Regions from separate parts of the Homo sapiens genome. Here regions 2 and 3 are each linked to region 1. A link is a contact called in ENCODE Hi-C or POLR2A ChIA-PET data. All regions are on one chromosome and are shown on one strand. The core of a region is the stretch at or near the end of the contact, and the rest is flanking DNA. Distances in the headings are between cores, read along the strand shown. Region 1 holds the start of NPR3 (natriuretic peptide receptor 3). Region 2 has its middle 39 kb from the start of TARS1-DT. Region 3 has its middle 83 kb from the start of LINC02160.

Evidence for each region. Hi-C counts contacts between places; a loop is a spot of excess contacts on that map. ChIA-PET counts read pairs that join two places held with the same protein, here RNA polymerase II (POLR2A). Pooled maps may share reads with other maps.
Region 2: a map of transverse colon shows a loop between it and region 1 (4-fold over the local background). The contact joins the enhancer-like site here to the promoter of NPR3 in region 1. A Hi-C loop is called at or near these places in 5 of 168 maps with a recorded cell type or tissue (GM12878, heart left ventricle, posterior vena cava and 2 more) and 5 of 50 pooled maps. POLR2A ChIA-PET finds 5 or more read pairs at or near these places in 1 of 52 experiments (H1).
Region 3: a loop to region 1 is called in a pooled map of right cardiac atrium, with 2.8 times the contacts of the local background. The contact joins the enhancer-like site here to the promoter of NPR3 in region 1. A Hi-C loop is called at or near these places in 29 of 168 maps with a recorded cell type or tissue (A673, Caco-2, Calu3 and 20 more), 12 of 37 single-sample maps with no recorded cell type and 38 of 50 pooled maps. POLR2A ChIA-PET finds 5 or more read pairs at or near these places in 2 of 52 experiments (AG04449 and AG04450).

The regions. Positions count from the first base shown.
Region 1 is chr5:32,709,491-32,713,618 of GRCh38, reverse strand. It overlaps NPR3 (natriuretic peptide receptor 3), which reads right to left and starts at 2,298. Exons shown (of 8, transcript NM_001204375.2): 1 at 1,074-2,298. The coding sequence starts at 1,842. RefSeq lists a silencer at 1,042-1,336 and an enhancer at 1,212-1,937.
Region 2 is chr5:33,399,417-33,403,544 of GRCh38, reverse strand. No RefSeq gene overlaps it. Among named protein-coding and RNA genes, the nearest start is that of TARS1-DT, 39 kb to the left of the region's middle. RefSeq lists a silencer at 1,808-2,102. Within about 2 kb of position 1,889, at least 3 of the 41 ENCODE cell types and tissues checked have a DNase peak (open chromatin) inside an H3K27ac peak, as active enhancers do.
Region 3 is chr5:33,310,418-33,314,545 of GRCh38, reverse strand. No RefSeq gene overlaps it. Among named protein-coding and RNA genes, the nearest start is that of LINC02160, 83 kb to the right of the region's middle. RefSeq lists an enhancer at 1,473-2,672. Within about 2 kb of position 1,250, at least 4 of the 41 ENCODE cell types and tissues checked have a DNase peak (open chromatin) inside an H3K27ac peak, as active enhancers do; they include PC-3, PC-9 and mammary epithelial cell, where a contact is called at or near this core.

The sequences.
Region 1 (4,128 bases), core at 1,049-3,548:
CGTGGCACTGGGGTCTCGGGGAGCTTTGCCGGGATTGCACCACTCACATTCCAGGCGCGTGAGCGCCAAGGGGGAGCAGAGACGGGATTCCCTCATCGCAGTGCTCCTAATCCCTGACTAGAGGGAGGAGGGATCGGCGCTATACCGGCATCTCAGTCCGCCTTCCCTCAGATTCTACCCTACCGTAAAATGGGCCACACTGGCGATTACACGTCCGCGTCCCCCCGCTCCCCGAAGCCATAGCCACCATCCTCAGCCTCGAGCTCTTTGTCCAGTTTGGGTTTTATTCCAACACCCAAAGACCCATGGAGAAAACTTGGGGGACAGGTGGAAAGAAGGTTCAGCGCTCGTTTCTTCAAAAGGCACTCCCGCAAAGCTTAGCTCTGGGCGCATTAGAAACTGCGTTGCAGAACACTCTGGGAGAAGTGAGTGTCGCCAGAATTCAGACACACAGGGGCATTTTTGGTGGAAACCACAGAAGCTCGTTTATAAGGGGCTGGAAGGGAAATGAAAGGAATGAGAAGAGTGAGTCAACAAGCCTTTAAAAGAAACCTGGGGTCTGTGGAAACAACAGTCAGAGAAACCCCAAGAGCGGGCGAGCTAAGTGGCGACGCCTCGCTGCGAGGCGTCCGCGGACGCTTCCGCACTAAGTGGGGGCGCACGCTGGCAAAGGACTGGGGAACAAGTTCTTTCCGCCTCGGATGCTTCAGACCCTGGATGGAGCCAGGCACTGGGAGTGCGCCCCCTAATCACCAGCCCGGCGCTGGCAAAGTGGAAACTGGGAAGAAAAAACATCGAAGTGTTTGACAGCACCTGTTGGACCTGGGCACGCAGGAGCTACAGACGCCCTCTCCTCCAACCCCTTCACCTCCCTGGGACCCTCTACGTACACCGCGATGGGCGGTCGTCAAAGGTTGTCGCAGCCACACGGCGCATACCTGAACGAGTGCCCGCGCGCACCCGACCTCAGCGCCGCAGTGGGGAGTGGGGTCTGCAGAGTGGACGAGTGTGCAGGGAGAGCCGCGGAGAGCGGTTGGGTTAGGGCCCGGGGCCCGGGACGCGCCCCTGCTCACCTCTCTCACTGGCCTGGATATTGCGCACGATGTCTTCCAGATCCAAGTCTTTGGTCTCGTCGAAACTGTAGATGGACGTGTGCAAACCCTCCTCCTGGAAGACCTCGTGGACCCCCTCGAGGGTGAAGTAGCAGTTCCGCTCCAGCTTGTCGTCGCTGTAGACCAGTGCAGCGCGGCTCCAGTGGTGGTGGCGGAACAGGGCGAGCATCATCTCGCCCATCTTGGCGTAGGCGGGCGCCACGCGCGTGAGGTGCGAGTACTCAGAGTCCTTGTGCTGGAAGCCAGCGGCCAGCGCCCCAGCCGACAGCATGGGCAGGTCCCAGTGCGATGCAAGCCGGGCCACTGGCGCTGCTGCATACTCGCACACTGGCCCCAGGATAAGGTCTGGCTTGGCGCCCCGCGCCGCCGCCACGCGGTCCACCAAGCTGAAGAGCGCACGGTTCCCACAGTCTGAATCCTCGTAAGCCACCTGGAAGCGAGTGCCCGGCGGCAGAAGCCGCCTCCCAGTCCCGTTGCCCTCCACGCTGCGCAGAGCATACTCGATGGCCGGCCGCACCCGGGTGAGTGAAAACAAGTACGAGTCATCCTGGGGCAGTAACACCAGCACCTCGATCTTCTGTGGCGGCAGCGCCTCTCTCTCCTGGCGTCCGCCGCCTATGCCCGCGCCACCGCCGCCGCCGCCAACGCCACCGCCACCGGTGCCGCCGGCCAGCAACGCCCAGCCGAGTAGTACGCACGGGGAGAAAGTGAGCACCAGCAGAGACGGCATCGTGCCGCAAGAAAGAGCTTGCCCTCGCCGCCGCCGACTCGCCCTCTGCCCCCCACCCACCCTTCCTCTTTCCTCCCCACTCTTCTCTCCAAGGTCCCTGCGCCCCCTTGGGCGCTTTAACAAAATAGAATACCCCCTTCACTAATGCGCCAAAAGATAGAGAGGAAGCGTCCTTCTCTGCAATGTCACTAGTTTTTCTTAAAAAAAAAAGAAAAAGAAAAAGAAAAAGTTCACCGGGTGTAAACCTGTGCGTCTGTAATATACATATATATATACTTGTATATATTCGCCCTCCGTTTATACATATACTATTTTGCTTAGAGGTGGCTTCTTATTTGGGCGTTGCTAAGGTTGCTTTTGAAAGCGTTTTTGTAGAAGAAAAAAAAAGTTAGACTTGTCCAAGTGTTTGTAATTGACGGTGCATCTCCCTCGCATTTGATCTCATTGATTCGCGCCGGTTCCTGGATCCATAGCCCGCGTTTAAATAGCGTGGCAGCGGCTGAGCGTGTTACCACACATGGCGCGCCGAGGCCGGGCTTGTGTTTCCAGCGGGTGGGGTGGGTGGGGGTGGGGAGATGTGGGGGCTGGGCTGGGGGAGTCTCTCATTAACATTCTTACATCAGGGCTCCTCCCTGCACCCCTTCACTACCCATCGCGCCCCTGTCCCTAACCACCACTCCCCGCAGGCCCTCTGCCTTTTCCTTAAAGCTGAAATCGCCCACGTCTGCACCGGCAAGAGCCCCCACCACGCCGCGTGCCTGTGCGATCACCGCCTCTCCCTTTCCACGCTCTCCAGCTCCTGGCTTCAAAAAAGGAAACGTGCTTTAAAGTAGAGAAATGCGCGCGCGCACGCACACATACACACACACACACACACACACATATACACACACACACCGTGCAAAAAAAAAAAAAAACCAGGACTGGGGGAAAGGGATGGTTCTAGAAATTGTGGTTTCGGTGCAAAAATCCTTAGGTGCCGCTTGCTCTCACCTTTCTCGTTCTGGCCACATTCCCTCCTGAAGCACCGACGCGGGGCGAGCACCTGACCTTCCTGGTCCCTCGGCGCAAGGTCAGGGAACAAGGACCAAGGTCCCAGTGCAGATGGCTCCATCGCGGACCTGGTGTGCCCGGCTGGCCCGGGCGTCACCTACACCCCGCCTTCCTCAGCCCCGCGCCAGCCCCCTCCCCCTGGGCCACGCAGGTTTGCGCTGGAATCGCAGCGGTGCCGAGGTCACAGTGTCCCAGCTCACGGACCCTCTGTCAGCGCACTGAGAGCAGGAAAGTGAAACTTGTTGCTCCCAAAGGCGAGGGAATGGTTCAACTTCTGGAGGTGTCACAAAGCTTGGAAAGCATCCCCAAAGCGTCCTCGGGGCTTTGTTTGCTAAACCAGGTACCTAAATAAAGGGACTGTCTTTCCCAAAACGTTCCCGGTAGGTCCCCCGGGTACGACACACGCTCCCCTCCAACCTGAGTGCTCAAAGATCCAACCGCTCCTTCTCTGGAGCGCTCGAGGCACTGTGCTGGGGTTCCGCGACTCCAAGAAAGGTCCTGCCTCGGAGACCCAGTCCTCCCACTGGCCATAGCCACAGCAGCGGTGGAGACCGGAGGGAAGCGGCTCTGGAGAAGTCCGTGACCAGAGGAGCATCGCGGGAGTCCGCCGCGCGGCGGGGCGGGTCAAAATGGAACTGGACCTTCTGTGCCTACTGCAGCCAAGTCATTTGCAATGTGAACGGGCTACACTGGGCGGGAGAATTCTGACAATTAAGTCCCGCACATTTAAATACATTGAAAATGTGTTAAAATGGTCTTTCATTTGACTAGGCGTCCGTGTCCACAAATTTCTTTTAGTCTCAGACCGACGCCCTCTTTCGGCAGAAACTTGCACCCGACTCAACCCGGGTGCCGCAGTCCCAGACGCTGCGTTTTTTACTCCGAGGCCTTTAACGCGCTCTGGTTCTCACTTGCGACGGTGAAAAGGCAAACTGGGGTTTCTGGGGATATGGCAACTTCTGGCGTCAGCGCTCGCCTCCCTTAACAGCACTCTCCTTATCGCTCTTTCTGGAACCGTCAATGTGATTATGGGTAATGTTTCAGCTTCTGGGTCATTTATATTCAGATTATGCACTGTGATCCCGAAATCTTCACTGTTAAGTAGGAGCTTCTAATTCCTGCGAGAATTTCCATTTATTTAATTAGAGCCACTAACCAGGAGCAAAAGAGACATCTGTATAAAATTTAATTCCACAAACAGGGTAATCCACACACACTGGAAATTGAGATTTA
Region 2 (4,128 bases), core at 640-3,139, 690 kb before region 1:
TTGGCAGAATGTTTCTATAATAGTCAGATAGTGAATATTTTAGGTTTCGTAGACAATATGGTCTCTGTTGCAGTTCCTTTTCAACATTGCTACTGTGGTGTGAAAGCAGCCAGAGACAATATATGAATGAATGAACATGGCTGTGCTCCAATAAAACTTTATTTACAAAAGTAGGCAGTCGGCTGGATTGAGTCAGCAGGTCATAATTTGCCCACCCTGAGTGTAGGAAACTCTAGTTGCCTTTCTATTTTCTTTAGCATTCACCTTATCCCATTCTTAACTTTGTCAAATGTCTCAAAGAAACTATCAAGTCTTTGAGATTCTCTTGTTTTCTCTAATCTGCCTCTACAGCATCTGCTTTCAATTCTGCTAGGATTGGGATTTATAGCTTTCTTTGTGCTTGTTGTCCAGCTATCATTCATTCAATTATTTATTTAGCACCTTCTTTTGGAGCACCTGCAATATATTAGGCAACATTCTAGTTCAGAGATAGCCTGGGGTCAGGTTTAGTTTTACTTTGTAAAGATAATGCAATATGATAAGTTTTGCATACTTGTTTTTGTGTGAACATCAGCTGTAATAAAGCTAATAAAGTAATTATATCTGAAACATATACGTGTATAATAACAATGGCTAGCATTTATTAGGTTTTAATTACAGTATAATAAATGTTTTACATGAATTATTATCCTATTCCCTCTCTTAAGTACTAATCACACTTCTGGGAAGACATTGGTATTTGGGAGGAGAGGCAGTTACTCCTATTTTTTTTAGAATAGTGGTCAACCAATTAGTATAAGATACATAATTTTGGAATTCTTAGAAAGTAAAGAGGCTGGGCACGGTGGCTCATGCCTTCAATCCCAGCACTTTGGGAGGCTGAGGCGGGTGGATCACAAGGTCAGGAGATCGAGACCATCCTGGCCAACACGGTGAAGCCCCGTCTCTACTAAAAAAAATACAAAAAAAAAAATTAGCCAGGCATGATGGCGGGCACCTGTAGTCCCAGCTACTTGGGGGGCTGAGGCAGGAGAGTGGCATGAACCTGGGAGGCAGAGCTTGCAGTGAGCCGAGATCGCACCACTGCACTCCAGCCTGGGCAACAGAACGAGACTCTGTCTCAAAAAAAAAAAAAAAAAAAAACAAGAGAAAGCAAAGAAATTAACTAGATGGTCTCTACAAGGAAATTGGACCGTTAGCAGCAGGAACTACAAATTTGGTGGTCCAGGAATAAGACGATGATATTGGTTTGTCATTTTAATTTCATCCAGATGGCTATAGGACCTTTAAGGAATGTAATGACATTAACAGCAAGAAAATAAAATCACCAGCCGTGAGCTCTAAGCTCTATCCTACCACTCAAAGATTCATTCCCCTGCTTAGTCATCTTTTCATCTGGCTTTATCTTAAAAGGTGAGTGTTATCCTAGACAATTGTTTTATAGGTCACCAATTCTTGTTTTTTTATCAGACCAACTCCATGATTAATTGTTTGATTGGGGAATCTGATGATTTTTTTCATATTTTCATGCAGACCAACAATGGTTAGTATCAGAGCTGATTTTATCCACAGTGGGATGAGTCTCTCATTACTTGGTTTCCTTTTGTTGATAATTATAACTCCTCTCTACTCCCTTTTCTTCCTTAAATTTAGAAATCCCAGTACTTAAGGCAACTCCGGTCACTCCACATTTGAAAACCATCACTTGCATTTTTGAACTTCCTCCAGCCAAATCACTAAAAGAATGTATTCCTGAAGCAATTGCTCTGGTGATTACACCGATTTTGCCTTGTTCTAGTGACAAGTGTCAGGACCAGGGCAATTATGACTCACTGGGAAAAGAACATCCTAAATTGAATGCTGCCCAGGACCTAGGCATCCAGGCTGTCTGGGGTTTGCTGTTTTTATTAAGGCTACAGGAAGGAGGTTTTGTTATATTAGTCACCACCTGTTTAACTATACTTCCTCTCCAGGTTGTCTGTCTGGCTGGCCTGCCTAGGCCCCATCTCCTAAGCTGGGGAATTGATATGTTCATTTAGATCCTTCTTAATTGCTGAGGGAAACAGAGACCATGAGTCCTGCCTGGTTCAGCTAGCCCTGCAGAGCAGCATGGCTGGGCTTGCATTCAGAGGGGTTCTTTCATTATTAGGGAGGTTAGCAATTCTGTGACCAGAGAGCAACTAACACTAAAGCTGTGAATACCTTAAATTTCTCTGACTTCCACAGACAAGATATTTTGGAACAATGTACCTTCAAGAACTTAAATCCCAATGAAAATATAAGATGAGTAAATAACTAACTACAAAAGAGGTTCTCAGTGTGAATTAAGAATCCTTAGGTGAACAGTTATATATATATATATAAATGATAATAATACATAACAAAATAATATAATGATAATCACTAATATTTCTTGAACACCTAATGTATTAGTCCATTCTCACACCGCTATAAAGTATACTACCTGAGACTGGGTAAATATAAAGGAAAGAGGTTTAATTGACTCACAGTTCTGCAGGCTTAACAGGAAGCATGGCTAGGAGGATTCAGGAAACTTACGATCATGGCAGAAGGCAAGAGGGAAGCAGGCACCTTCTTCACAAGGTGACAGGAGGGAGTGCGTGTGAGAATGAGGAAGTGCCACACTTTAAAATCATCAGCCTTTGTGAGAACTCACTCACTCTCATGAGAACAGCATGAGGGAAACTGCCCCCCTGATTCAATCACCTCCCACCTGGTCCCTCCCCTGACACATGGGAATTATTAATACAATTCGAGATGAGATTTGAGTGGGGGCACAGAGCCAAACCGTATCACCTATCATATGTCAGGCTGTATCAAGTACTTTAATAGACTGTTTAATCATTGTTCAAGGTAGGTACTAATACTATCTTCATTGTCAGAGGAGAAAACTGAGGCCCAGATAGAGTAAATGACTAGCCCAAGGTTCCATTACTGATGGGTGGCATAACTAGGATTCTGATTGTTGGATTATATTTTTCTCTCTCTTATCTATGATTATTCTACACATAAATGTCTACAGAAGTTTGAACTAGGATGATGATTGGAGAAAGCTTCAGAGAAGTGAAATTCATATAAGATGGTCTTAAAGCACAAGTTAGAAATAGAACAGTGGAAATAGTAGTGAGAGAAGAAGCCGGGCGTTAAAGGTGGAAGAAATAATGGACAAAGGCTTTATGAGCATTATTTTCTCTTTTATCTGTTGCCTCATCTCTCCAATGCCCCGTGCCTATCTGTACATCTTGTTCAGCTGTATATACTATTGGGTTGTGTGTTCTGACATGATTTTTTTTTTTGTTAAGGCCACTTCATTATGACTAGGTAAGGGGTCCCTCTAAAGGATGTGGGTCTCTCAGTATATCACTTTTGGAAAGGATCATTCTTCTGACAGCACATTGATTCTCCTAATTTTTGGGAGAAACTTCTTAGACAGGAGGAGAACACCTGCTGCTTTTAAGTCTGCCTCTTTGTGAGTCTAAAATTAGAGATAGATTTGAGGGCCCTACTGTACATTGTGGGAAATATCCCTACTTCTGTATGGAGGCAGGGAGGCACATTAAGAGACATCCCCATAGGAGGAGATATTTTAGATGACATAACTGAAGATACTCCATAAAATAGATGATCTTGCTTCATATTACTTTATTTTTCTTTTGTGATCTGAGAATCTTCAGTAGTTTTATTTAAATGCTTAAACTTGATCTTGGCTGTTATGCTCTTTGAACCAAAAAAAACTGTAATGCCCCCTGAGGTCAGGATAGTGAGGCAGCTATAATTCCTTCACTTTCCCCATCTCCATTCTCTCTCTCTCTCTCTCTCTCACACACACACACACACAAACACACACACACACACACACTACCACTCTTACTTTCTTGGTATCCATATACTGCTACCCACATACATACTTTTGGAGGGCAGGCTATGTGTCACACACAGTGTTAAGAACTTCATGCATAATATCTTAATTAATGTTCACGCCAACACTTGAAATAGGTGCCATTATCACCTCTACTTTATTTTTGAGGGCCACAGAACTGGTAAGTGGTAGTTTCAGTCATCTATTGCCATAATAATGCTGCAAAATAAATGGCTACAAAACATCAG
Region 3 (4,128 bases), core at 1-2,500, 600 kb before region 1:
CATTACCAATGGGAATATTGTTTTTGTTTCTTATTCTTGCCAACAGTTGGTATTGCCAGATTTTTTAAATTGTAGTTATTATAATAAGTAAATAATGACACTTATTGCAGCCTTTTTTTTACATTTCCTCAATGATCATTGATGGTGAACTTTTTTTCATATTCATATTTGCCATCCCTATTACTTTTTTGGTGAAGTGTCTGTTCAAATTTTTTTTTTGCTATTTTTAAAACTTAGATTATTTTCTTATACCTGAGTTTTGTGAGTTTTTTGTATATTCTAGATACAAGTTTTTTTTTTTTTAGAAATTTTATTCAGAAATATTGTTTCCCCATCTGTTGCTTGTCTTTTCATACTCTTAATACCTTATACCACACACAAAAATTAACTCAAAGTAGATAATAAACCTAAATATAAGAGCTATAAAACTCTTAGAAGAAAATAAATTCAACTTCATCGTAATTAAAAGCTTTTGTTCTTTAAAAAAGTGAAATGATGACACACAGAAAGGAAGGAGATATTTGCAAACTATGTATCTGCTAAGGGACTTGAATGTAGAATATATAAAGGATTCTTACAACTCAATAATAAAAAGACAAATAATTCAAATAAAAATGGGCAAAGGATCTGAATAGACATTTCTCCAAAGATAGAGAAATGCCAATGAGCTCATGAAAAGATGGTCAACATGATTAGCCAGCAGGGAAATGCAAATAAAAACCATAATACATACTCAGTAGATGGTTATAATGAAAAAATGACACATCATAATAAGTGTTGGTGAGAATTTAGAGAAATTAGAACTTTCATATACTGTTGATGGGAATGTAAAATAGTACAGTCACTTTGGAATACAGTTTGGCAGTTCCAAAAAATGTTAAACAATCAGGAATCTCCTCCTATGTATGTACTGAAGAGGAATGAAAACATATGTTCCCTTCTGTGTGTCTCTTTGTTAAATCTCCTTCTGCTCACTCTTGTAAGGATACATGTGATTGCATTTAAGGCCCACCTAGATAATCTTACCATCTGAAGATCCTCAACATAACCACACCTGCAAAATCCCTTTTGCTTCATGTTAAAAGAAAATCTTCAGACAAATGTAATGCAGTTTATTTGAGCAAATAGTGATTCATGAATTGGGCACTTCTCAGAATTGGCAGAGGTTCAAAGAGCTCCACCCATCTGTGTGAGCAGGAAGCTTTTATAGGCTTAACATGGGACCAAAGTGAAGAAATCACCTGATTGGCTTTAGCTAGATGTTTGCCTTATTTGGGCATGGTGTGATGAGGCATTTGCGTTAACGGATATGGTCTAATTTGTTGGCTACCTGTGATTGGCTGAAGCTTCGCTGTTTGTGATTGGATAAAATGGCTATTTGTTACAAAATATACTCTGAATTAGGTTCTGGTTTGTTTACTACTGAGTTAGGTTATAGTTTGTTATGTAGGAACTCAAAGTATGGAGAGAGCCTCTGGCTAATGGCCTCCTGCTTATTTAATTTAACACTTAACAGATAACATTTACAGGTTCTAGAAATTACAATTTGATATCTTTGTTGGGGCATTATCTGGCCTACCTCAAGCTCCAAAAGGCCTGTTTTATAAAGTATCTCTTTGATGGGAGTTAACTTCAAGGGGGCCTGTCTACCCGCAAGGGGCATGTTTATGTTTGGTGGTAAATTTGAGGAAGAAAGACCAGGTGATCTCTTAATCCCATGAGTCTACTTCCTAGAAACATTACTGGATCTTCATGTTTCCATGATGTATTTAACAACCCAGCCAAGAATTTTATATATATTACCTAATGTACTTTTCAAGTTTCAAGCTATTCTAAGCTTTGTCTCAGATTTGTGGTAAACATGGTGTGCATTTGTGACTGGCTGAAATGCCTCATTTTGGCTTGGTTCATACAAAGTGCTGATATTTCCCAGAAACCTTATTGGGTCAGGAAACCTTCCTTTTTGTTCATTTTATTAGTTCCTGTGTAAACTGTGAATTTCTATAAACACGAGAGATCATTTTGTTGGACATGTTCTCCTCTGATAGTTCTCACTGCAGTACCTAATCATGAGTCTCCTGACATGGCTTTAGGCTTCTAGGAAAAGGAAAATAATGTCTTATAAATTGAAAACACAATGTGAGGATGTACATTTAAAAATATGTCCTCTAAGAGTTCAAGGATTTGAAATTTGTGTAAACTATTTATTTTAAACTCCCATTGAACTCTTTAGAGAAAAAAATCTGAGACTCCTATATGAACTGGAGGTAATGACCTGAGTTTTAAAGCTATGATTAGAATTTTTGCATCAAAATGGCAGTTTTCTCTCAGAGTGCTGACTTGAAGATGGTGCATTTATTGTGATGATTTGGCCCCTGTGCAAAAACACTGGTGACTCATTTTGTGTGGGTGATTCTCTTTAGTCCAGTTTCTGAATAACTGAGCTCTTACTACCTTATAGTCATCCTTAATATTTGACCACAACTGGTATCACTCAGCCTGCTTATTCACTCCACTTGCCATTCCTTATTCTGAGTGATTTGGGGTTATTTAAGAAAATTAGATTCATCTATATTTGCTACAGCTGAGGCTACTCAAAATAATTTGAGCTGATGTCAATAATGAAATGGAACTCCAAGAAATTGTAAGTAATGGCAGCTTAACGAGAGTAAGTGAATAGATACCAAAGAGGAAGACCTTCAACAGGACAATACAAATTTGGATATGTAGATTTAGGTGTGAATGTGTTAAAGATAAAATAAATCACATGTCTTGTAGTTACTTTGCAACCCAAAGTACAGAATCCTTTGTCCATTGTATCCGTTGCCTATCTTCAGCCAAGAACGAATGCTTTTTGCATATTCGTCATTTATCGAAACTGGTATAGGCTATTAGGAACTAAATAGCCATAGTCTCTGATTTCATGGGGACTTAATTAGTTAGAAACAGACAAATAAAAATACATAATATGTCATGGGTAATAAATGCTTCTGGGAAAAATTAAGGTCAGAGAGAAAGAGAGTGATGGGGTGGAACTATTATTTGGATAAACTGGTCAGGAAAGACCTATCTGATAAGACGATGTTTCAGCAGAGCTTTGAACAAGTAAGACAGCTAGATTTGTGGGTATTTGGGGGAGTGGCAGGAGTGGGGTGTTGAAGAGAGTGAGCATTTTCCAGAAGGAACAGCATTTGCAAAGAAGTATGCTTGGTTAACATTGTGAACTATGAGAACAAACATGTCTCAAAAGACCATTCAGGACAGTTTAAGAATGAAGCACAAATATACAGAGGAGGAAAAATCTGATTTGGGAAAAAATATCTCTCAATCAAAGCTCAGGATAAAAACTTTTCTCGGCCGGGTGCGATGACTCACACCTGTAATCCCAGCACTTTGAGAGGCCGAGGCCGGTGGATCATGAGGTCAGGAGATCGAGACCATCCTGGCTAACACGGTGAAACTCCGTCTCTACTAAAAATACAAAAAATTAGCCAGGTGTCGTGGCGGGCGCCTATAGTCCCAGCTACTAGGGAGGCTGAGGCAGGAGAATGTCGTGAACCCGGGAGGCGGAGCTTGCAGTGAGCCAAGATGGCGCCACTGCACTCCAGCCTGGGCAACAGAGCAAGACTCAGTCTCAAAAAAAAAAAAAACCTTTTCTTTTTGTGTCTTCTGCTTTTCATCCTACTCATCAGCATTTGAACTTGCTCTCCCTTTTAGTTTTCTGATCTCAAATTATTTGACTAGAATAAATGTAATCATGCTATTCTAGATACATGTCCATGCACTTAGGATGAATCATTGTGATTCAGTCATTGTGTTATTTAGCTTATGTTAGTGCATTAAAGTTAAGACACATTGCTAAGGGCAAGGGAGGCTTAGGTGGAATGGGGAAAGATTTTTTGAGCAATACTTTTCATCTGGATATTTTTGCTGAATTATCTGTATATCTACCACAATCCTAATTTTTCCCTCTTGGTTTCTAAAGATATGCTTTCTGTTAAGTCTGGAGAAAAACCGTATTTGGAGGATGGTTTCTCAATGCTCTTAAACAGCAAAATGAAGACTCTTGATGAGCTACCGGATAAAGTTTCTCAAGATGAGGGTTTTATTTTATAAAAGAGGAGTTGG